5 separate regions of the Mus musculus genome follow, and regions 1, 3, 4 and 5 are each linked to region 2. The links are chromatin loops, found by intact Hi-C in ENCODE. Cell type or tissue: left cerebral cortex. All regions are shown on one strand. Region 1 has its middle 390 kb from the start of Gm30904. Region 2 holds the start of Gm30904 (a long non-coding RNA gene). Region 3 has its middle 330 kb from the start of Gm30904. Region 4 has its middle 320 kb from the start of Gm30904. Region 5 has its middle 400 kb from the start of Gm30904.

The links. Peaks named below come from ENCODE experiments on the same cell type or tissue, not always from the same donor. Only the 100,000 strongest peaks of a DNase experiment are listed, where the experiment ranks them.
Region 1: it touches region 2 in a loop (2.5-fold over the local background); 2 of 42 quality-filtered maps call a loop at or near these places.
Region 3: it touches region 2 in a loop (4-fold over the local background); 4 of 42 quality-filtered maps call a loop at or near these places.
Region 4: a loop joins it to region 2, with 4 times the contacts of the local background. A loop is called at or near these places in 4 of 42 quality-filtered maps.
Region 5: it touches region 2 in a loop (2.0-fold over the local background); 2 of 42 quality-filtered maps call a loop at or near these places.

What each region holds. Positions count from the first base shown.
Region 1 is chr2:7,951,558-7,956,557 of GRCm38, reverse strand. No RefSeq gene overlaps it. Among named protein-coding and RNA genes, the nearest start is that of Gm30904, 390 kb to the left of the region's middle. In left cerebral cortex, no CTCF peak of the experiment used is centred here; DNase peaks (open chromatin) are centred at 1,298 and 2,113; H3K27ac peaks cover 3,183 bases.
Region 2 is chr2:8,342,390-8,347,389 of GRCm38, reverse strand. It overlaps Gm30904 (a long non-coding RNA gene), which reads left to right and starts at 2,062. Exons shown (of 3, transcript XR_373985.2): 1 at 2,062-2,253. In left cerebral cortex, no CTCF peak of the experiment used is centred here; a DNase peak (open chromatin) is centred at 2,438; H3K27ac peaks cover 4,899 bases.
Region 3 is chr2:8,010,135-8,015,134 of GRCm38, reverse strand. No RefSeq gene overlaps it. Among named protein-coding and RNA genes, the nearest start is that of Gm30904, 330 kb to the left of the region's middle. In left cerebral cortex, no CTCF peak of the experiment used is centred here; DNase peaks (open chromatin) are centred at 2,083 and 2,800; H3K27ac peaks cover 2,463 bases.
Region 4 is chr2:8,024,493-8,029,492 of GRCm38, reverse strand. No RefSeq gene overlaps it. Among named protein-coding and RNA genes, the nearest start is that of Gm30904, 320 kb to the left of the region's middle. In left cerebral cortex, no CTCF peak of the experiment used is centred here; DNase peaks (open chromatin) are centred at 1,566, 1,715, 2,124, 2,659 and 1 more place; H3K27ac peaks cover 4,015 bases.
Region 5 is chr2:7,942,901-7,947,900 of GRCm38, reverse strand. No RefSeq gene overlaps it. Among named protein-coding and RNA genes, the nearest start is that of Gm30904, 400 kb to the left of the region's middle. In left cerebral cortex, a CTCF peak has its summit at 2,764; a DNase peak (open chromatin) is centred at 2,797; H3K27ac peaks cover 1,192 bases.

The DNA of each region.
Region 1 (5,000 bases), 390 kb after region 2:
GACAAGCATATTATAATAGTAAATATATAGGTTTGCTAAATCCAAGTGTAATATGTTTCATGCTGAAGATCACTTTTTTATATAAATAATTAATTCTCAAATAAAAAAAACAGAATATCCAAGGCCTGTATGACAGCTATAAGAGGTATACATACTGCATAATCTCAACTGATGTTCTCAATGAAACAAAATTTGGAGACAGGGAAAAGATAAAAGATGAGTGTGTTCAAGGCCTTGAAGTGGAGGATTGACAGAGCTCAGAGGATAGGTAGATAGATGATAGATAGATAGATAGATAGATAGATAGATAGATAGATAGATAGATAGATAATAGGTAGATAGATGCATAGATATATAGATGATAGATACATACATACATACATATATTCATATAGATAGATACATAGATACATAGGTAAACACATAGATAGATTCATAGATACATAAATAGATACATAAATAGATGAATAAATAATCTAGTCAAGACAGGGACTTTGAAAATAACCATTATCAGTCAGAAGCAAGAAGCAGCCCATCTCCTAAATGATTTTAAAGCCTCAGCTCTTGAGGGAGATGTTAAGCATCCAGTTATAGCCGAAGAGGCCATAGAAAATGAACCTATCCCTCCTGACCCATCTTCTACCTATCCTTACCTCCTTTTCTCCTGGAAAACAAAACCAACACTTGTTTTCTGATAACTTTCATTATTTTTCTGGAATGTTCATTCCAGCAGTGATTCAGTATAATGAACATGGTCCACCCTTCTTAAAATAAATGATAGGATTACACTTGACACGACATCATTTCCATGTAATTTGTCCCTATTTTCGGTAACACTTTCAAACATTGGTAACCACATCTATAATGCATAGGTGCTTCCTAGCTGTGTGCACATGAACTCTTTACTTCATAAAAAGACACATACTAGTTAGCCACCATGGGTACAATTATGTAGAAGTCATCTTCCACAGACCATTTTCAGTGAATTAAAAACAACCCCATTTAAAACAATCTCCTGAGAGCTTATAAAATTCTCTCCATCTCTGAGAAACTTGAAAAGTAACAAGCAATTCATTGCCCTTCTCTGAGGGGGTCACTAAGCAAACGATCACAGAGGCTCAGGGGTCTGCCTTCTGATCTGGTTAAAGAGCTTCAATCAAGGAGACCCTGTCACAGAAGCAGAACCAGAAGCTAGAAATGTGACTGCTGAGAGGTTTCCCTGACAGCACACAGGAGAGAGAACATTTTTACTGAAATTTCAAAGGTTAGAAAATGGATTTTGAAGCCAAAGACATAGTGTATGCAAAAGTTTCTTTTTTTAACTCTATGCTGAACAAGTCAGTACATGTTGGAGCGATGCAACAATCACTGTTGTCACACACTTCAGAGGCCAAATCATGTTTCTTATAAAGCAGCATAATAGTCATCTTTGCTAGCATTGAGAGAGAGAGAGAGAGAGACAGAGACAGAGACAGAGAGAGAGACAGAGAGACAGAGACAGAGAGAGACACAGAGAGAGAGAGAGACAGAGAAAGAGAGAGAGACAGAAAGAGAGAGAGAGATTAAATTTGAATGTCTAACATAATTTTTACAAAAAGAAACTCTTTTCATGGGATATGTTTTAGTTGATAAGTGAACCTTAATTTGTACTTTATTGATTTTCTTTGAGACAGAGTCCCATGTATCCCAGGTTTTCTTCAAGTCTACTATATAGTTAAACTTGATTTTAAAGGTCTGCTCCCTCGGTCTTCACCTCCCAGGTGCTGGCATTATAGGCACATCTACCACACCCAATGCTGGATACCAAAATAGTGGCTTCCTGTGCACTAGGCAAACATTCTCCCTACTAGGCAATATGCCTATCCATTTATTTCATATTTCTATGTCCTGAAACTTCATCGTGTGTATATGTGTGTGTGTGTGTGTGTGTGTGTGTGTGTGTGAAATAGGATTACATTACCAAGTTTCAAAAGTAATCCATTGTGACATTCCCTTGCTTGTTTTTCGTATTTTGAGAGTAAAAAGCCACTTCTAGAGGCACTGCATTTGCATTCTCTATGAGATGGTATTTTATAGATATGAAGAAAGTCTTCCAAAAATGTTAAGGGAAAAGATGACTCTCATCTTGTGACGTTCTTGGCATTTGCTTGTGAGATTTCTTGATGGCCCTGTACCATCAGAGACAGCTGCTTTGGTAAAAACTTAAGAAGAATGTCTTTATTCTCAGTAACAGAAAGAGACCATCAAAAGTTAAGATGAAAATGTGGTTTTGCTGCAGTCTGGCAAACTGCAAACTTTGTGAGCATAAAAATATTTGGTGTTCAGGTCCACCTGTGCAAAACATGGATGTCCATTAAACATTTCCCCAACAACTATAATGAACAAAAAAAATTATCATACTCAGAAAAGTAAAGGGAGCACATATACATGGGTTAATTCTCTGTTATACTTTTTAAATAAGCATATTGCTTCTGCCAGAGTGACAGTAGTTATAAGAGGGCATCATCTGCCAACTAGTAGAGATCATAATTCTGTCTCCCCCCTATATTAGTTAATCATTTTACAAAACCTGGAGATTTTTATAGTCACTATATGAGAAATATTTTAAGCTGACATTCTTTAAGTGGCAAGTTGTTTCCTTAATATGAGTTTTGCTCCCTGCTCCAAAAATGTTTTAAGAAAATATGATTTTATCATCATTTTATTTTGCTTAATGTGAATGATTTCAATGCAATTGAATTGAAAGCCTTGTCTTCTTGTACTGCTTTGCTTTGAGGAATTCCAGTGAACTTTGCTGCCATCTTTGTATGGTAAGTTTCTGCATAATCTCTATTTGAATTTACCGTACATAAAGGCAATGAGCTAACAGGTTATTGCAGAAAGCCATGAATAGATTGTTACTACATAATACATTTCTGTCATGAACACTAAGTTCGTATATTTTTCTGTTTGTCCATGTATGAATGTTTTCTTTAAGGTTCCGAGAAAAGACAGGGTGTCCTGTGCCTCCTACAAATTCTCTCATTCATCACTAGTCTTATTGAAACCAGAGCAGAGAGGCAAGCTGGAGGGCTGACAGGATACTGAATGGAAGACACCCTAAATGAAAAAAATCTCATTGTGGAAGCTGTAGTATGCCACAGTGTGTCCCATAGTAAATCCTGTTCAAACTTCTTGGCTTGCTAATGTTCACTGTTATTAAGTCTTGGCCTAGTTTGAGGATCTTTACTAGGACTGCTCTTGGATATCCTGTTGTTGCCCTGTGTCCTAGAGATCCTGAATTTCTTGATGTGCAGGACTGTCCCCTTCACCCACTCCAGCAGTTCATAGATGGCATAGATGTTGGATTGAGGCGACTCAGAGCTCCAGATCTGGGCCTAGGTAGAATCTGAGCTGGTTAGCTGCCATCTCTCCAGTATCACATCACCAGGGCAGGCTCTCTAGCACTGCTCCAGCTTGCTTGCCCACTGCCAAATAGTCAGAGCCCAGTGATCAGAGCCAGCTCTAATGCTCTGATCACTTGTATCCTTGCCAGCAGAGCCAGCTCTACTGTGATGCCCAGGCAAGGTACAGGGCCCACTCTCCTGAGTGCTGCAGCCAGTAAGGGACAGGAGCAGCTCTCCCACTTGCCACAGATGGCAAGGGGGTAGGGGAGAGCAGAATATCTCTCACCTTACCACCACATGACAGATAAGTGTCAGGGATCGCCCACTCTCATACCTTCAGGGCCTGCTCATCCACAACTCCCACTGTCAGAGACAGCTCTACTGTGCTTCCTGGGCAACGTGGGGCCCTGCTCTACAGAATACTGTAGATGGCATGGGGCAGGGACATCTCTCCTGTTATGCCAAGATGAGGGGTGGGGCCAGTTCTACACATCCCTCATTCACATGGCCCCAAACAGCAGACCAGATCATTGAAGTGCACCTGGCCTTTGGGGGTAGCAGACAGTTGCTGCTTCAGGTCCCTGGGCCCAGACATGACTTTCAGTGAGCATGAGCCAGGAACACATAATGACCTTAGGCCAAATATTTGGCTACTCATATCAGGCTGTTTTTCACTGCCCTTGTGTCTACAGTTCTGCCTCTCTACATTGTATACACATCCTTCTGCTTCTGCATCTTTCTATCCCTCCACCACTTAATTGTTCATCTTAGTGGCACTGGAGGTTTCTGGAATCATCTTTTTTTTTAATTAGGTATTTTCCTCATTTACATTTTCAATGCTATCCCAAAGGTCCCCCATACCCACCCCCCCAATCCCCTACCCACCCACTTCCCCTTTTTGGCCCTGGCGTTCCCCTGTACTGGGGCAAATACAGTTTGCAAGTCCAATGGGCCTCTCTTTGTAATGATGGCCGACTAGGCCATCTTTTGATACATATGCAGCTAGAATCATCTTAAGAGTGGTTTCAACAGTGCTATGTCCCACCTATGCCATGTAACACCAGTCAGGGGTCATTGTGGATATGGTCTTCTCAAGCAAGCTTACGTGGCACCTGGAAAGGGTTGTCTCAGGTTTGCATCCAGCCTAGCAACATGATGGTTGCCTCAGGACTAGCCCTAGTTCTCTCTTCTTCTTCTTCTTCTTCTTCTTCTTCTTCTTCTTCTTCTTCTTCTTCTTCTTCTTCTTCTTCTTCTTCTTCTTCTTCCTCTGATGTGTAGAGGAATTTTCTTTTTTTTTTTAATTTTATTTTAATTAGGTATTTTCTTCATTTGCATTTCCAATGCTTCTGAGAGCCACAATCCAGTGTGTTGTTTCAGGGTAGGCTGTCTTTGAACTCACAGATGAAAAACTCTTACATCTACTGGGATTATAGCTGTGTACCATCACAGTCGACTCCAGCCCTTTCTTATACCCAAGGAGTATGTAAATTTGTAAATATAGCCTGTCAAATAACAAGTCAACAGATTTTAGCCACTTTTTCTACACTGGAAAACACTAATGTTTATACATGTTGTTTGTGTTAAACATATAAACCAAGAGTTATTAACACACAA
Region 2 (5,000 bases):
GTCTTACAGTCAACAAATTAGCTTGTTGACCCCAAACTTGCAACTCTAAGAAAGCAATCATGAACTCTTCTCATATTTTCTATGAGTCAGATATTCAGATAGAACTTAATTACCTTCACCTTGAGATCTGCAATAAAACTACACTATTGCAGTGTCTATGAAGTCTTCACTGGACATAAAAATATCAAACAAATTATGTATTTCTAAAAAGCACAGATGTTATAGCCTCAGAATATTTGTTATTATCCCCAGACAAGATAGAGAAAAGAAGAAAAGGATGACAGTTCTTGAGCATGTTCAGAGCATAAGACAAACATTGTACCTTAAAATTGGAAAAGTTTTTTTCATATCTTCCTGTCCTACCTTCCAGATAGAATAAGGCAGGGATGGGATACTGAGGGATCACAGTTGGCTCTGTCACTCGTATGTCATGGGAGCACTCTTCTCCCACATCTCAGTATATATCTTCAGATGTCTCTCCTTTCCTCTGGGCCTCACCCTAGTGTAGGATCTGGACAGTAGTCTCACTATCTTTGGCCTTACTCTCATATGGGTTCTCTCTTATAACATTGTTTTTATAAAAACCTTCTATCTAAGACAGGAAGCTCACTGGAGCATCCTTAGCACCCTGTATGGAGAAATTCAAACCCCTGAACATTTTGGATTTTGTATACCATGGAGACAGGATTGCAGAGAAGTTGCTATAGCTTACCACTTGAGCCTACCAGGACCTGATGGAGTTGAGCCACCACTGTATTGATCAAGGAGTGTCTACCATGATGTAGAGAGGCAGACATGAGGCTGCTTCAGGCAGAAAACATTAGGGTCCTATAAATATCTGAGTCACTTCTTTTGAGATAGTTTTATATGCTAGTCACCAGACTTCTTCAGTTTGAAATGATAGATTATCAAAATTCTGCCTATCTAAATCAAAGGATAAGTGAGCTGTATCTTTGTTCTTTTCTGAGTTATGTGTTTTCCCCATGAAGAACATAAGCAGGAAAGGAGATTTCTGAATCTTCAAGTCATGCTTCTTATTTATTAAAAACCCAATCTTCAATTTATTTCTATATGGTTAATTACCATAAGGCAGTCAAGAGAAACCATGCCACAGCTTCTATATTTTGTTTATAGATTGATTCTGAGTGCCCTGCATGAGATTCCTACTTCATTTTTTCTAAGCTCCCCCTTTTATGGACAAGTAGCACATGAACACATTTCAGCCACGTTCTCTGCCATTTTATAACAAGGATGACCTTTCTTCAAGTTTCTAATAACACATTTCCTATACCAAAAGGGACGTAGTTTTAACAAGGTGACATTTGAACAGAATTTGAAGGTAGTTATAGGCAACCATGTGGACACCTGTGGGAACAGTTGTCCCTACAGAGGATGGGCCTGGAGCCTGCCTCTGCCTTGAGAAAAATACCAAGAATTCTTTGTAATCACAATAGAGCGAGAGCAGGAAGAATAGTGGAAGACAAAAAGAAGGCAATGAAAGCCAGACCTTGGGTTAGTGTTATGACATCACCTTTCATCTAAATGACACAGAGGCCACTCAAAAGACTTAAACCAAGAAATCACCATGAAGCAACTCACATTTAAATGTCAAACTGCTTCTGTCATGTTGACAGAATTCAGTTTATGGAAATTATTTTCCATCACAGTGCTAGGTGAATTCTGTTAAAAATATAAATTAGATAGGAAAGCAAAAAAAAGATATCTTGGAGTTGGCCGGCTTAGAAATCTTTACCAAGGAGCAGTCCACATCTAAATTATAGAAAGGGATTTCAGAGGAATAAAAAAAAATGATGGTAGGGTAAACTGAGCAGACTCAAAGAGAATTAGAAAATAATCAACTCTTTAATGTTTAGGAAGTTACCGGAGTGTCTGTGTTTCTCTCCCTCTCCCTCTGTCTCTCTCTGTCTCTGTCTCTCTCTTTGTCTCTTTCTGTCTCTCTGTCTCTCCATGCCTCTATCTCTGTCTTTCTCTGGGATTCTCCCTGTTTCTCTCTCCCTCTCTCTCCCTCTGTCTCTCTTCTGTGTCTCTGTTTCCCTCTCTGTCTGTTTCTCTTTCTCTCTCATGGTGTGTGTGTATGTGTGTGTGTGTGTGTGTGTGTGTGTGATTCAGCTGATTAGATTGTAATCAACATCATATGGAAATCTACACTATCATAGTCAATTAAGGAGGAAAGAGAAGACAACAGAGACAAAGGCACTGAGGAGTCCTTGGACGTGTTTCCTGTGGAGAAAGGTAAGAAAAAAAGAGAATGAAATGAGACAGAGGGTACTGTAGAGAGTCTTTGGGAAGGTGACATAAAAAGACTTTAAAGTAAGAAGTGGAAAGCAGAGCTTTCAATTCCAGCAGAAATGTTCTCTCACTCTAGCAGAAGGGACAACAAGTGTGTGGGCAGGTGGCACTTACGCTATGGCACTTGCGGGTATTTTTAGATGTCAGCTCTCATCTGCTGATTCTGTTTGCTAGAAGAAATTTGCCGAGAAGTCATTAGCTGAGGAGGAAGGAAAATGAGCTAGAAGTATGAGAGAGGCATGCTGGAGCCAATATGTGAACCTACTAGCCAGAAGTACTGCACAGTGCAGTGTCCAAACTGATGCCAGTGTTCAAAATTTGACTGATTTAGTTTTCTATTCTGAAGTGAATCTACATATGATCGTGTATTTTTCTTGCAAACTTTTTCTTATGCACCCATAAAGAAAAATGAGTAATTTGTTTCCATATGGAAGAAGATTTTGTCAGGAACTGAGATGGGTGTTATATAAATGTGTAAAATATTATTGAAGGTATATTCTAATTATACTAAAATGATCATCCACTTCATAAAAGGACCCACAAAAGAACAGTGTATTTTAGAATATTTGTTCTTGATTAAGTTGGAGGACCCCTGAAGGAACGGGGTTATTATCAGTGAATTAAATAAAGGGAACTTGGAATTTCGGGCTAGGTTATTTGAATTAATTGGCTACCTGAGTTGGGAATAGATTTTAATTTTTTATTATTTTCTTTATTAACATTTCAAATGCTATCCCGAAAGTTCCCTATACCCTCCCTCCACCCTTCTCCCCTACCCACCCACTCCTACTTCTTGGCCCTGGCCCCTGTACTGGGGCATATAAAGTTTGCAAGACCAAGGGGCCTCTCTTCCTAATGATGGCTGACTAGCCCATCTTCTGCTACATATGCAGCTAGAGACATGAGCTCCGGGGGTACTGGTTAGTTCATGTTGTTGTTCCACCTATAAGGTTGCAGACCCCTTCAGCTCCTTGGGTACTTTCTCTAACTCCTCCATTGGGGACCCTGTGTTCCATCCAATAGTGACTGTGAGCATCCACTTCTTTGTTTGCCAGGCACTGGCATAGCCTCACTCAAGACCTGAGGAGAAGCATGTCATAACCAGGTCATGGAGCCAGCTGGTCACATTGCAGCCATTCTCAGGAGGAAGAGGCAGATACAAATTGACTACTGGTACCCACCCAGCTCAACTTCTTCTTATGCAATCTCAGGGTGAAACATGTGGAATGATGAGCTGATATCTAGCAACTATAAGCAGCAGTAGTATTGGAAGAGATGATATGCTCAGGTAATGGAGAAATGTTATCAGAAGAATGACAGGTACCAAGATAACCAGGAAAGAAAGCTAGATCATGACAGCTTAGAAGTCAAGGCAACAGAGAATTTTAAATAATGAGAAGGTGGTTTTTATTCTCTTCTGGAAAATGAAGAGGAAACAGTTTTCACAAAAGACTTGGCCCATGAGTCATAGGTGAAGACACATAGGGAATCAGCTAGGTTACAACACAAGTTCGATAGATCTTAGCAGGGAACAGAGGTCAAAGGCACTGATAGGTGAAAAGAAACAAGACATTGGAGGAAGATACACTAAAGGAAGAGCAACTGTAATATGTAGATAAAACAGAGAGTATAAGCAGTACTAAGATTCAGATATGAAAATGATTTGTAAGCCAGGAGTGGTGGTGCATGCCTTTAAGCCCAGCACTCAGGAGGCAGAGGCAGACGGATTTTTGAGTTCAAGGCCAGCCTGATCTACAAAGTGAGTTCCAAGACAGTCAGGGCTATACAGAGAAACCCTGTCTTGAAAAACCAAAAAAAAAAAAAAAAAAAAAATGATTTGTAGATGTAGATGGAGAAATGAAGCTAGAAGAAGACTTAAGCAGAATAAGGGCACATGAAAAAGCTCTCAGCAAACCATGACATTTAAACCCAATTAAAAGCCACAACCAGAATGTCAGAACACAAATGACTTGAAATAACTAGGCATTCACTTTGGGCTGAAAGTTTAAGTTAGAATGGGGTAGGGTAGGGAGGTAAGGTATATGGGGGAGGCCAGCATAGAGGATAGGTAAACTCAAGTCACAAATGCATGAGGAAGCCAACTACAAAACATCTAATTTGTAAACTAATTAAAAATATAATGTATAGAAAATGAAGACTTTGAACAGAAGTACCTTGCATGGGTAAACAATGCTCCTTCCCAAAGACAAGCAGGAGCATGTGGCAGCTGCTCATTTTGCATCCCAAATCAGACACCAGAGAGGAGGGGAAAGGGAGGGAAAGAGTAGATAGAGGGAGGTGGGGAATATGACAAGAGGTAAAGAAGAGAGGGAGAGAGAAAGAGAAAAAAAGAAGGATTACTAGCTAACATTTTTTATGCATTTGAAATTCTAGTACATGAAATGGTACCATACACATATTAATATCTAGGGTGGGTCACACCCTCATGACAAAATCAGCTGTTTTTATCTTCACTGATTCTCAGACCTATCACGTTTACAATTACTGTTAGACACCACACCATCTCAAAGAAGCAACAAAAAGGACAAAAGACAAAGTTCAAAGCCTCTTCTGAGATTCAAAGGCAAACTTTTACTGTGAGAGCTTACAAAAACAAACAAAAAAAGTAGCAATCTCTCAAGTCAGCATAAATATTGTTATTGCAAAATATGAATGGAGGCAAAGATGGT
Region 3 (5,000 bases), 330 kb after region 2:
TTGAAAACCATGAGACTGGGTTCCTGTGTAATAACAGCTAGGAAATGATTCAGTGGCTCATTAATTTCTTGTCATTATATTTCTCTGGGAAAAAAATGCCTAACAAGCAACTTAATCAATTAGGCGTTTGTTTTGGCGCAGATTCTGGGGTTCAGTGCATCATGGCTGGGACATCATACTGCAGGAACTTGAGGTTGCTGACTACAGGATAATCTCAGCACGGAAGAAGAGATGAATACTGGTGATCAACTCCACATTTCCTTTTTATTCAGCCTGGGGCTCCTGCTCATGGAGTGGAGTCATTCACACTCAGGGTGGGTCTCTCCTAATCCTAAGGTGGAAAATTCCTCACAAACAAAATGACAAGCAAAACAAACAATCACCAAGTGATCTTTACATTTTGGATTACGCAATGAGCACATAGTCCTCTGTAAATGCCTACCTACAAACTATGTGGTTTTCACCCATTGTTTTTTAAGGATTAATTTTTTCCTGAAAACAGATGAGATTAGGTTTGAGAATTTACTGAGGGTTAGGCACAAAACACAGGTAGAGTAAATCTATATCATGGTGGTACCCTCACCATCTCACACAGGTATTCAACAAAGGTTACAAAGGCAGAGACCTCTCATTTCTTTCTCAAAATCTAAACAGAATTATTGCTGCATTCTGTGCATATTTGCCCAACAAATGCAACCACATGGACTCTTGCTTATTCCCTTTAATATACAAGAGTTAATAGCCATGGCTAATGGGACACCAAACCAATAAAAGGAATGAATGAAACATGTCAACCATTTTTCAAATGAGAACATGTCAGTAAGTGAGCAATTAATATTGTAAAATGCCGTGTTAGACAGGGGCTTTAAAGTCTAATTGTTATTCATTTCCAAATACCAACATTTAAGAAAGCCTCATTTTTATTTTTTTTATTTTTTATTTTTTTAAAATATTTTATTACATATTTTCCTCAATTACATTTCCAATGCTATCCCAAAAGTCCCCTCTAGAGCTCTTGACTCTAGTTGCATATGTATCAAAAGATGGCCTAGTCGGCCATCGCTGGAAAGAGAGGCCCATTGGACATTTTTTTTTTAATCATGATCTTGCTTCAAGTTACCTCTTAACAGAGTTTATTCTTTGCAACAAGTTGAAAACACATTTTCAGACTTGGGTTTTTGTTAATTTCTTTGTTTTTTTTTTATTTCAGTTGATTACATATATATATATATATATATATATATGTATACACACACATATGTATGTATATATATATAATATGTATATATGGGGTGAGGAGGAGGTATGGGATGTGGAACAGTCAGAGGGTGGACAGGGGGAGGGGGAATAAAATCTGGAGTGTAATAAATAAATATATATAACAGACAATGATACAATGAGTCGTGTTTCATAAAATTCTGTCAGTGACATTGTGTCATGGCCTCTTTATTTATTAGTATGAACCATTCTGTATCCTTAGACAAATCAAATCAAAGCATAAAAGCAGTGAGCAGGCTTCCCAGCTAACATGTCTCACAGGGAACAGTTCAACTCGGCCAAGACTGTATGGTCACAGCCTTTAAAGCAATGAGAAATACGCCTTCAGGAGTTAAAGGTGATACCTAGGGATGCTTTCAGCATAGTTTGTCCTTTCAGTAGGCTCCTTTTGTGTGATGTGTGTTTGCTTATTTCTGAAGACAGACGAGAATTAGGTTGAAATTCTTCTGTGACTGTGATGTTCCCATTTTCCTAAAGTCTACTTGAAGTGTTGATTGCAGAGGTCTGATAATCCCTTCTGTTATTTTGTTTTCTAAAAAAAAAAAAAAAAAAAAAAATAGGAAGCTGTCTGCATTCCTCTAACATGTACTCAAAGTCTCCTTTTCCTTCTAAGCACATGTTGGCAACTTTGTCACTTTTGGTTTTTTTCTTCACTATGTAGAGGTTAACACGAGGTTGACTCTTGAAGAGCCTGTGATCAACCTGTAACCATGTAAAAATAATGACTGGAGGCCTTTTGATCTAAAGTTCTCAAAGTGCCTGCAAGAACTGCTCCGCATTTCTGTTCTCCAGCGATCCAGATGCTGCGTGGGCTTCAGAAAGTGCAGGCAGTGACTCATAGGGGAGTGCGAGAGAGCAATCTTAAAGTTCCTTTTAAAGGACATTTTAAAATGAAGGTATAATTTGTATCCATAGAAATGCACTCATATTAAGTATGGCATTTGATTAGTTGTGACAAAAGCGTGTACTTGTGGAACCCACACACTTCCCAAGGTGTCCATTAATCCCATCACTCTGGAGAGCTCCCCTGGGCGCATTTCTAGCCAAATGGGACCCCCTTCCAGGCAAGCACTTTCCTAACGTATGTAATCACAGAGGTTTTTGGTCTTAGTTCAAATTCCAAACAAATGGACTAATAATATCTGTGTCCATGATTCTTGCGTTTCTTTTGACACAGCAGAACCCATTTTCTGATTCGTCACTGTGGTTTTGTATGCTAAAAGGTGCACTGGGTGCTGCTGGACAACAGTCACCTGTCCCCAAGTTTTCATGTCTCCTTCTGTGCTACATTTATATTTAACACCAATAAATCCTATGACATTATGTTTTCTTTCTGTTATTTGTTCCTGTTTCCTCTCTAAGATTCCTCCCTGAGAGAACTGAAGACTTACTCTTACTTTTTTAAAAGCATTTTACATAGCATCTTCTACTGACTTAAGCTTTTGAAATAATTATGCATTTTCAAGATGTCACCAAAAAAAAGTAAGTGTGACTGTTCTCCAGCTTTCTACAATCAGATTATCTTGCCCAGCTGTAGTGGTGGTGAATACATCTGAATAATACACGGAATTTATCCATAATTCTTCCAGACCACTTGTATTGATTTGTGTAGGTGTGAATCCTGGAGAAATCGACACATACAGAGATAGGGTTAATCTGGTGCACTCAGTGTGTAATGTTGTTCCCACAAAGATTCTTTGTACCAACCCTTAACTAACCTTCACAATTCCTGCCTCTCTTTGGCCTGACCCTTAGTGATCATAGCTGTATTCTCAATCTCTGTAATTTCTCACTTCAATGATTTTGTACGAATTAAGTGAAATGGTACAAAGAATTTTTTAGTTTTACTTTTAAATGTGATTTAATCATTTAATATCTACCTATACTGCTATGTTGTCAAGAGTCAAACTGGGCAGTGTTCCAAAGCATGTGACAGCCCATTTATCCATTCATTCACAGAATATACTTTTTCACCTCTTGTCTCCTGAAATCTCTTCTGTCTGTTTTCTTTGCTTAATATTTCACAAATTTTCTCTGCATGTTCTCTGTTTTATGATAAGGTTTTTAAATTCTTGGTAGGAAGGAATAATAGCCGGAGATGACCCTTTCCAGTTTGGTTACAAATACAAATGACTCTATTGTTTTGTTTTATTTTTGTTTTTTGTTTTTCCTTATACCCTTCTTGGTAATTTTCCTGATTTCTCTGCAGATAATAAGTTGCCATTTTTAATGCATTATGGTTTCAAACTATCCGTAGTTTCAGTTCTTCACAGCTAAGTGTGATCTGAAAATATACTCCAATTCACTATTTTCAGAAAGCGCCCAAGAAAGTTAAGTAACACTGCTTTTTACAATAGCAAGTTATTAAGGTTTGATTAATTTAAATTGTTACATTTTTGTCTCTCATTGCACTTACTTGAAAAATTAAACCTAATCCCAGATTAGGAATACATAGTATAAATGGAGTTCATTACTATCCACCTTACTCCAAGATTAAGAGTCTTGAAATTTCCCCTGTTCACATACAATAGGACTTTGTATTGTACTTTCTGCAAGCATCATAGCACAAACAGGCATTGTACTGACTTTATGTTAGTCAGTGGCCTTCTAAAGAAGTTAAAAATCTATAAGCTGCTCAGCCTCAGCAGCAGCGGTCGCCATCTGGGTTCCGGGACTCCGCGGGACCTAGGAAATTAGTCTGAACAGGTTAGAGGGTGCGCCAGAGAACCGGACAGCTTCTGGGACAGGCAGAAGCACAAAGCCGCTGAGGCAGCACCCTTGGCGGGCCGCAGACAGCCGGCCACCGTCTGGACCAGAGGACAGGTGTCCGCCTGGCTTGGGAGGCGGCCTCAGCCTCAACAGCAGCGGTCGCCATCTTGGTTCCAGGACTCCCTGGAACTTAGGAATTTAGTCTGCACAGGTGAGAGTCTGCACCACAGAAGCTGACAGCTTCTGGGAACTGCCAAAGCAACACAGCTTCTGAGAGAGGCCCTGTTTTGGGCCTCCTTCTTCGACCAGGAGGAGGTCCAAAAACAAGATATCTGCGCACCTTCCCTGTAAGAGAGCTTGCCAGCAGAGAGTGCTCTGAGCACTGAAACTCAGAGGAGAGAATCTGTCTCCCAGGTCTGCTGAGAGATGGTAACAGAATCACCAGAAGAACAATCTCTAAACAGAGTCAACTATAACTACTAACTCCAGAGATTACCAGATGGCGAAAGGTAAACGTAGGAATCCTACTAACAGGAACCAAGACCACTCACCATCATCAGAACCCAGCACTCCCACTTCGCCCAGTCCAGGGCACCCTAACACACCCGAAAACCTAGACCTAGATTTAAAAGCATATCTCATGATGATGGTAGAGGACATCAAGAAGGACTTTAATAAATCACTTAAAGAAATACAGGAGAACACTGCTAAAGAGTTACAAGTCCTTAAAGAAAAACAGGAAAACACAATCAAACAGGTAGAAGTCCTTACAGAAAAAGAGGAAAAAACATACAAACAGGTGATGGAAATGAACAAAACCATACTAGACCTAAAAAGGGAAGTAGACACAATAAAGAAAACTCAAAGTGAGGCAACACTGGAGATAGAAACCCTAGGAAAGAAATCTGGAACCATAGATTTGAGCATCAGCAACAGAATACAAGAGATGGAAGAGAGAATCTCAGGTGCAGAAGATTCCATAGAGAACATCGGCACAACAATCAAAGAAAATG
Region 4 (5,000 bases), 320 kb after region 2:
TATACGCCTAGGTGGGTGTTGATTAATGGTGCTAAGAACACTTTGTGTAGGATTTTATGCTAATTACCCTTTATACCCTCACCCGTGTCAATTTTAACAATCTAAATTAGCATTTTCTCCGAGGACTCAGAAATGTGAGAACTGGGAAATTGGCTCAGTAAAGCTGAGTTAGCAGTGAGAAAATTGAGATGTTCTATATTTCTGTATTAACATCTGCTGCTTGTTCAAAGCGTGATCCTTTCAAAATGATGAAGATATTGGGGAGAAAATGGAAAACAATGGAACAAAAAACTCATACTTCATAATTTTTTGTAAAAAATGCAGCATTTGACATTGCAATCAACCATTCTACGTAATAATGTCTGGAATAATGGAATTTTGGATATATAATGTTTGAAATTGATTACATTATTTCGGGTGTAAATATTTTAGCTTCTCTGTGACTTCAGCACCTGTATAATAGAACAAGCTCCCAGAGATATTTATTTATGAAAAATATCAAGCAAACTCCCAATAAAATTAACTTCCATTGTGTTTATTTCTGAACTTGTTCTAATGGGAAACAGGCATTTTCAGTTGATTCTTTGTAAAATGAAATGCCAAATATCATCACGAGGAATGATTTATGGAATTTGCGCACCTCACAATGGTGACTATAGGCTTAAGACAGTTAAAAGGAGGAAATAGGGTCTGGAGATATGGTTAAATTGCTAAGAGGACTTCTTGCCCTTCGAGAGGTTCCATGTTCACTTTCTAGCAACTATGTTAGTGGCTTACAAACACAAATTCAGGCATCCAATGTCCTCTTCTGGCCTCTGCAAACTGCATACATAAAGCATAAATTCACATAGATTCATACACATAAACACACATACACACATCTGAATTTTCTATATATTTTAAATTTTAAATATATAATATAAATATATATAACATATTTTAAAATTATATATATAATCAGATGTAGAAGTTGTTGCAAGCATAGAGGTACATAGCTATAATCCTACACTCAGGAGGAAGACAGGAAGATGACAAGTTGGGTGCTTGTCTGGGCTACAGAATAAGACCCTGTTTCCTCAAACACCAAGGACTGAGGAGGAAGCTCATTCAACATATACTGAAAGCTCTAGATTTAGGCCCCAGTAACACACATAGAAAGTCTGATATGGTGGTGTCTTAGTTAGGATTTCATTACTGTGAACAGACACCATGACCCAGGCAGCTCTTACAAAGGCAAACATTTAATTGTGGCTGGCTTAACAGTGTCAGAGAGTCATTCCATTATCACCACGGCAGAAAGCATGGCAGCACACAGGTAGTCATGGTGTCTGTTCACAGTAGATATAAAGTGCACAGCAATGGTCTTTTTTTGTCACTTTTTGTGTCTGTGTGTACCTATGAGCATGTATGTGTATGTTCACATAGGATGGGTACACACATATGAAGGCTCAAAGATTGATTTGGGTGTATTCTGTATTCTTGAGATTATCTTTTTTGAAACATGGTCTCAGTGGCCTGGAACTTTCTGAGTAGGTTAGATGAGTTGAATACCAAGTACCAGGGATCTATGTGTCTCTGCCTCCCCAGTACTAGATTTCAAATGCACTGCATTACACATGTGAGTTCTCACATAACTCAGTCCTCCTGCTTGTTGGCTCAGAAGTTTATTATGTTATTTCCTAACCCTTTTATCTGTTACATTATGGACTTTTTCTATACTGGTAAGCTGCCCAGTTCCTTGTCAGCACACACTCCAAGTGCTAAGATGCAGACAGTGCTACAACATGGTTAATTAAAGGCATTTTTTTCAGTTTCAGATAAAATTGCAATTGCTAGGCAGCCAGTGGTAAGCCATGTATAACTTTGTCATGTACCCATGTCAGTAAAACCTGAGCATCTTGATTAATGACTGTAGGGTCACTGCTGTACAGTGTCAAAATTCTTTGAATTCTTCTCTAAATTCAAAACCTATCCCTGCTGACTGTTAGGAGCAGAAACCGGGGATTATGCTAATTTGGATTATTAATTAGCTGTTCTATTTCCCCAGAATGCAAGGGATGACATCTATACCAACACGCCTGTCTATCCCTCCAATAGCAAGAAGAGACAGAAGAAAAGCTGCTTCCAATGCTAAAGTTAGGATACTGCAAAGGGCTCTGGAAAACAGGGCTAGGTCGTGGGAATTTCTTAGCGCATCCATGATTGTTCAGAACACTGATGATGGGGGTTCTGTATGCAGATGAAGTCTCGGAGGCGTGGCCAGTATTCAGCATTCTACCTCTAACAGTGCTGCCTTCTTTTCACTGCTTAGTTAGAAGTATCCACAATATTTATAACATCCTTCCTCCTGTCTGGGGATTTTATTATAAGACAACAGGGACTGGAAAAACTATGGTCATGTAAAAACAGTTAACACAAGACCTTTTCATTCATGTAGTTTTTCATGTGTTCTGTATATGCATGTGTGTGTGTGCATGTGTGTATGTGCATGTGTGTGTGTGTGTGTGTGTACTCATATTTGCTCACGTGTGCACATACCTGTGGAGGCTGACGTTAATACTAGGCATCTTCTTGGATCGTGCTCCACTTTATACTCAGGCACAATCTCATCCGGAACCCGGTTGCCTAGGTAACCAGACATCTTCTGTCTTTGCTTCTTCAGTGAAATTATAGGTAGCCACCACAACTACATAGCTGTTAAGTGGGTTCTAGAGTTCCGAAGCTCAGTCTTCCTGCATGGCGAAACCTCTATCCACCGTGTCGTCTCCATAATCCTCATGACCAAGTTTACAACCTGCCTCAGTATTTAAGAGTGTGGGAGCACCTGGAACTTTGACGACCACAGTTCTATGATGCTATAATTCATGAGCTTTGGCCCTATATAATTTTCATTATCTTTGCCTCGGCATAGGAAGATTTTTGTAAACAGAAGCTTTACTCATTCAAATAATGCCAATTTCCCCAAAGTTGTCTCTGTATTTCAGAGTGTCTCATAAGTTTGGCAGACTGTACTGTTATACTGAGGCCATTGCTATAGTAGCATTGTTCTGTTTTATGTGTTCGATCCTATTTTCAGATTTTATTTTTATTTCAAAGTTCACCACCAAATGAATGCTCAGAAGACATTGATATCAGGTACTTTAAACATGAAAACACTAACAGGCTATTACGTAGCACATTAATACCACAGATTTCGCACAAAATTTCTGGTGAAAATAAAAATGTCATCATTTTTTGACAACATATGTTACTAACCTCAGTATTTCTATTTACCAATCAATGCAGCTTGAACTTGTCATTGCAATCTGAAACCAACCTGAAAGTTAGGAAAAATCTTACTTTTCCACAATGGTAATCACACTGAAAAGGTGTCCATAATGATAATAATTTGCATAATTTACATCATATTGTAATACATTTTTATAATTCAAAATGTTCATATTTAATGCTGATAATATACCCTATCCTAAGGTCATAGGGAATTTTTACTAATTCTCTAAGTAGAAAATATGCATAATTTATTTAACCATTTTCCTAAAATGTTAAGAATTTTGAAATCCAGCAACAATGGCTCCAAATCCTGATTATGCTGCTCAGGTTGGTAATAGTACCTGAGCTAACACAGACTCAGTCTCTTATAACTTCACTGTCACCATGTGTCATATGAGACATGTGTTAATATGATTAAAGGGAATGGTGGGAATGGAAAGAAACCTAAAACTCTAATGCTGTCCTTGGCCCACAAATCTATTCTCTTCCTTGAGTCTCACTTCTAACTCATGCACACCTGTCTTCCTTTAGTGACATTATCCAAGCTTGGCAAACAAGATTCTGCTTCCCCATTTTTAGGGGGTGGTCCTTTTTTTATATTGAGCCCACTATAGGTACTTCATTCAGTCTGTTATTTAAGCACATTTATTCTACTGATGTGTACTGACACCATTTAGAACTGGACAAAATGCTTTCGCCTCTGGCCATGATCTCTGAAGCCTCCTAGACTTCTTACCATTCTTCTTTCAGCAATTTATGTCTGAATTACTTAGGGTTTTACTGAACAGACACTATGACCAAGGCAACTCTTAAAACGACAACATTTAATTGGGCCGGCTTACAGGTTCAGAGATTCAGTCTATTATCATCAAGGCAGGAACATGGCAGCATCCAGGCAGGTATGGGACAGGAGAAGGTGAGAGTTCTACATCTACATTTTTTTTATTAGATATTTTCTTTATTTACATTTCAAATGCTATCCTGAAAGTTCCTTATACCCTCCTCCCGCCCTGCTCCCCTACCCACTCCCACTTCTTGGCCCTGGAGTTCCCCTGTACTGGGGCATATAAAGTTTGCAAGGCCAAGGGGCCTCTCTTCCCAATGATGGCCGACTAGGCCATCTTCTGCTACATATGTAGCTAAAGACAAAAGCTCTGGGGGTACCGGTTAGTTCATATTGTTGTTCCACCTATAGGGTTGCAGACCCCTTCAGCTCCTTGGGTACTTTCTCTAGCTCCTCCATTGGGGGCCCTGTGTTCCACCCAATTGCTGACTGTGAGCATCCACTTCTGTGTTTGCCAGACACTGGCATAGCCTCACAAGAGACAGCTATATCAGTGTCCTTTCAGCAAAATCTTGATGGCATATGTAATAGTGTCTGCATTTAGTGGATGATTATGGGATGGACTCGTGGGTGGGGTAGTCTCTGGATGGTCCATCCTTTTGTCATAGCTCCAAACTTTGTCTCTGTAACTCCTTCCATGGGTATTTTGTTCCTTATTCTAAGGAGGAATGAAGTATCCACACATTGGTCTTCCTTCTTACCGGAAGATCCAGCAATACCCAGAAGATGTTCCAACAGTTACTAAGGACACATGCTCCACTATATTCATAGCAGCCTTATTTATAATAGCCAGAAGCTGGATAGAACCCAGATGTCCCTCAACAGAGGAATGGATACAGAAAATGTGGTACATTTACACAATGGAGTACTACTCAGCTGTTAAAAA
Region 5 (5,000 bases), 400 kb after region 2:
CTCAGTCCACAGGCATCTTATAGCATCTTATAGCATCTGTCTTTAAGTGCTCAGTGGCCTGGTACTCCTGTGTAGAGCAAAACAACAGCATAAGATGACTGGAGAAAGTGGTTCACATTTACCAGAACAAGGAGAGGTGGGGAGGCATTCACAGCTCTCTTTCGTGGATGACGCTCTTCTGTAAGAGGTAATTTAGATGCTACAAATGTGGTTTCAGTTTATGTAGGAATCTTAATGAATCAGAATAATAATGCACCATTTCCATCAGAGATGCTCAAGTCATAATATCTGGTACTTCTGACTGGGTGATTTCACATGGCAAAGGATATGGGGGTATACTTAAGACTTTGATATGGAAACATTATTTGGGATTGCCAGATGTGCTCAGTGTAAATTTAAGATTCTTTTTGAGAGGAAACTGGGCAGGAACAGATAGCTAAAGCCAAGAGGGCAGGAGTAATCAAGAGGCTAGCTACTCTCAGGTTTGAAAATGGAGGAAGGGGTCCCTAGACAAGGTAATAGATTACTCTCTAGAAATTCTAGAAAGAACACAGCTCTAATACCTTAATTTTCACCAAATGAACCCCATTATTCTGTAAAAGGAACTTATGCTCTTTCCAAAGAAGGGTTTCCTGTTCTCTGAGTAACAACATCACGTTCCTGTTCTCCCCACACCATGGAAAGAGCCAGGCATTAAAGTGCAGCTATGGTGTAATGTCCACACCAACATGGACAATTCTAGAAAGCACTATGTGAACAAAAAGCAAGTTCCATAGATAAACAGATATAAACAAACATTCTCTTCTGTAAAAGGATGGGAACAGAAGCTGAGAACAGGCTAAAGAGAAACTGCTCTCATATCTTCTTTGGTATACTAGGTGTATGCATGTAATGTAGTTGTCAAAATTCATTGCTTTGTACAATTTATTGCATGAAAGTGACACTTAAAAAGGGGGATCTTAAAAACCCAAACAAAAGCAAAATGAAATAAAAGCAGTTATAGGCTGATATGAGCAGCCTCTCCCAATAGTCCATGATGCTGATCATAACACCCCAGCTTTCTTCATTCTTCACTCATAGACTGTGATTCTTCTTCTAACATCTGATTGGCACAGAAGGACATTGTTCTTCAGTTAAATGCAATTTACAATGGCAATCAGATATCCATCCGATGTAATCTTTTAATCTGAACTAAAATCTGCTAAGGTCCATGCTTCCAAGTTCCTTGACAAAAAAGGCAGTCACATGACATGTACTTTTGTTGTTCAAGGGTGATCAATAAACCAACATGTATTCACTGCTTCTATGACTTAGTCTGAACTTATGACTCTAGCTTGGGAGTTTTTCTGACTGAATACTTTTCAGCCTGACAAGTGCCATCACTGCTGTCTTTGTCTGGTCCTGCACTCTGAAACTTACGAATGGAAATTAAATGAGAGAAGAGCCAAGCACGTGGAGGGACTGGAGCACAAGACATTTCCAAGGGTGGCATGATCAAGATCTCACTCCATGTAGATGGGGTAGGGTAAGAATGACTCCAATACCTGCATTCCTCCTCACCATTCCACACACTCTGTCCTACTATTGCATTGAGAACTGAATGCCACATCCTCCTTCTTCAACTAGAATTAGCTCTACAGAGAGTTCACTTCAGACCACTACCAATAGCTTTTATTTGGTGTGCATCACCCAGAAATAGATTGGGGTTGTAGGATTTCTTTGTTATAAGTGCATTGTGACTGCCCTTCTCATCCCATCCCTCTGTGACAGACTCTCAACCTTTTCACAAGTGGCATTTTGAGAGAGATGGATAATTCCCTGTTATGCATAACTGCCCTGTACTGGCTAGATTTTGTGTCAACTTGACACAGCTGGAGTTATCACAGAGAAAGGAGCTTCAGTTGAGGAAATGCCTCCATGAGATCCAGCTGTAAGGCATTTTCTCAATTAGTGATCAAGGGGGAAAGGCCCCTTGTGGGTGGGACCATCTCTGGGCTGGTAATCTTGGTTCTATAAGAGAGCAGGCTGAGCAAGCCAGGGGAGGCAAGCCAGTAAAGAACATCCCTCCATGGCCTCTGCATCAGCTCCTGCTTCCTGATCTGCTTGAGTTCCAGTCCTGCATCCTTTGATGATCAACAGCAGTATGGAAATGTAAGCCGAATACACCCTTTCCTCCCCAACTAGCTTCTTGGTCATGATGTTTGTGCAGGAGTAGAAACCCTGACTAAGACATGCCCTTTGTACTGAAGGCTGTTTAACATCTTCTCTGTCCTCTACTCACTAGACACCTGGAACGCCTTACTTCCTGCCATGGAACTGCAACTGCAAATGCCGAGAAAAATATCCTGGAAGGAAACCCACCTACAGCCAATAATACCACTGTGTGAAGAGGAGGCTTGATGACTCTGGGTCCCAATTCCATTCTGATACTACTGCCTGGTGGCAGGAGAGGGGATATAAAGGCCACAGAGAGAAGCAGCTCTGCCTAGAACAAGAACTTGCAATAACTTGAACCCAAAGAAACTTTCCTTGAAAGCTTACAAATTCTCAGTGCATATTCAAGGAATTCATTTCTCTTTTCATTTCACACAGACTGATTGGGAACCAGCAGCTGTGGTGAGTGCTGCGCTCAGCTAAGGTACACATCGCTGGGTTGTCAGGTTACAGAACTGTCAGGTGGCTCAGGATAGGGCCTGGTGCCATTGCCTGGGCAGGCATCATCAACAGTGAGTCAAGGATATGGAAGCACTGACAGTAACCAGGAGGTAGAGGGAGCTGGAAGCAAGTTTCTTTGACACTTCAAAATAAGAGTGGCTGCTGGTCTCTCAGGCTGGGCTCTGGTCCCAAAGCAAGCTTTGATCAGCTGCAGGGATAATGCAGGGTAGAGGCAATGGGAGGAAAGGAACAGAAGTTATCTGCACTGATTGTGGAACATGAATGACTGGGCTTTCTAGGGCGCAGGAGAGAAATTCTTGAAGAGACGGGAAGTTACATAAGTAACTACAGGGAGATGGAAAGACAAACTCTAGGCTTTTACTTAACAATAACTCACATAAGGGGCTGGAGAGATACTTCACTGCCTTGCAGTTACAGAAGATCTGAGTACAGCTTCTAGGACCTACAGAAGTGGTTCATAACCGCCTGTAACTCCAGGAAAAAGATGCTTTATTGTCTTTCGTGGGTCTTGTACCCATTGGCAGGCGCGCGCGCGCACGCACACACACACACAATCACACTAGCACCAACACTACCACCACTAACAACGAAAACCCATCTTAACCTAGAAGCTTTTTAGAAAAAAGAAAAGCCTGTTTTAATTTGAAACCACAGTTTAGTAAGAACTAGAAAAATACAGTGTAATATGCAAATCAGCAAACTCCAATTTAAAATAAGTATTTTTTGTGCTGTAGATGCTACACATATAAATTCACAGAAGTTAGAACTGTTTCCAAAAAATAAAAAATAAAATAAATAAATCCCAGAAAAAAACTTTATTCATTCCACTATACCTTGTTCCCGTGAAAAAGAAAAAAAATATCAAAATTGATTAGTAAGTCATGGTTTTATGTCTTTCCTCATTTAATAAATTTATTCTAAAATGGACTCATGGCCTTATCACTGCCTGTTTGAAGTTCACTTGGTCCTTTGAAGGCAAAATGCAATTATTTATCAGTGATTAGGTTATTCATGAGGCTTGGCATGGCTTAATTTATAATTAAAGTATAATGGGCTCACACATGGAATGTTAAGATTTTTCTTAGCACTCAGTCTATTTTAAACTGAAGTGTTCAGATATATTAGGAGGATCACAGCTAATCAACCTTCCTTGCCATACGGTGTCAGCTGAATAGGTACTAAGTGGAAGCCCACAAACATATTGTAAATGCAGTGTAGAGGTACAAACGGTGTCCATCTTTTGCACAGTATCTTGGCCACAACTGTTATTTCTTCTGTGTTGCTAAAGTTCATTAAAACAAAAGTAAGGTAGTAATTAGGACATAAAAATACAAAGTCAAAGAAGAAGAAATTAAAGCAGGGATCTGAATGTAGTGATTTGTAATTAGTAAACACGGTGGGAAAATGTTGATAGCTTTGGTGGAGACACCGTAACCTGGACAGTTACAGAAGTGGATAACAAGAGGTGAATCCATTTTCAATAGAGCTCCCTAAATACTTGGAAATTTAAGATTGGCTTTATACTGCAACAGTAAGCCAGAGAATGAAGTGGAAGGTTGAAAAAGAGAGAGAGCATGATTAGACCAGAGAGCTATAAAGCTCACAAGGAGAACAGCTCGTCTTGACAAAGGCAGAGTACCTGATTACCAAAGAAATTAATCCACATCAGCAAGAACCTTTTGTCTTTTAGCAATTGTGATATATTCTTTTTTCTTTTGTTTTTATTGGATATTTTCTTTATTTACACTTCAAATGTTATCCCCTTTCCTGGTTTCTCCTCTGAAAACCCCTTCCCCCATCCCATGCCCCCTCCCTCTGCTCACCAACTCACCCACTCCCATTTCCTGGCCCTGGCATTCCCCGACACAGGGGCATAGAACCTTCACAGGACCAAGGGCCTCTCCTCCCATTGATGTCCAATTAGGCCATCCTCTGCCACATATGAGGCTGGAGCGATGAGTCCTACCATGCGTAATCTTTGGTTGGTGGTTTAGTCCCTGGGAGTTCTGGGGGTACTGGTTAGTTCATATTGTTGTTCTTCCTATGGGGCTGCAAACCCCTTCAGCTCCTTAGGTCCATTCTCTGGCTTCTTCATTGTGGACCCTATGCTCAGTCAATGGATGGCTGTGAGCATTCACTTCTGTATTTGTCAGGTACTGGCATAGCCTCTCAGGAGAGAGCTATATCAGGCTCCTGTCAGCAAGCTCTTGTTGGCATCCACAATAGTGATATATTCTTAAGTTCTAAAGTACTACAGGAGCTAACCTGCCATGCATTCACAGTTCAGTAATCACAAAACAACTTATCACTAAGCCTTGACTGCT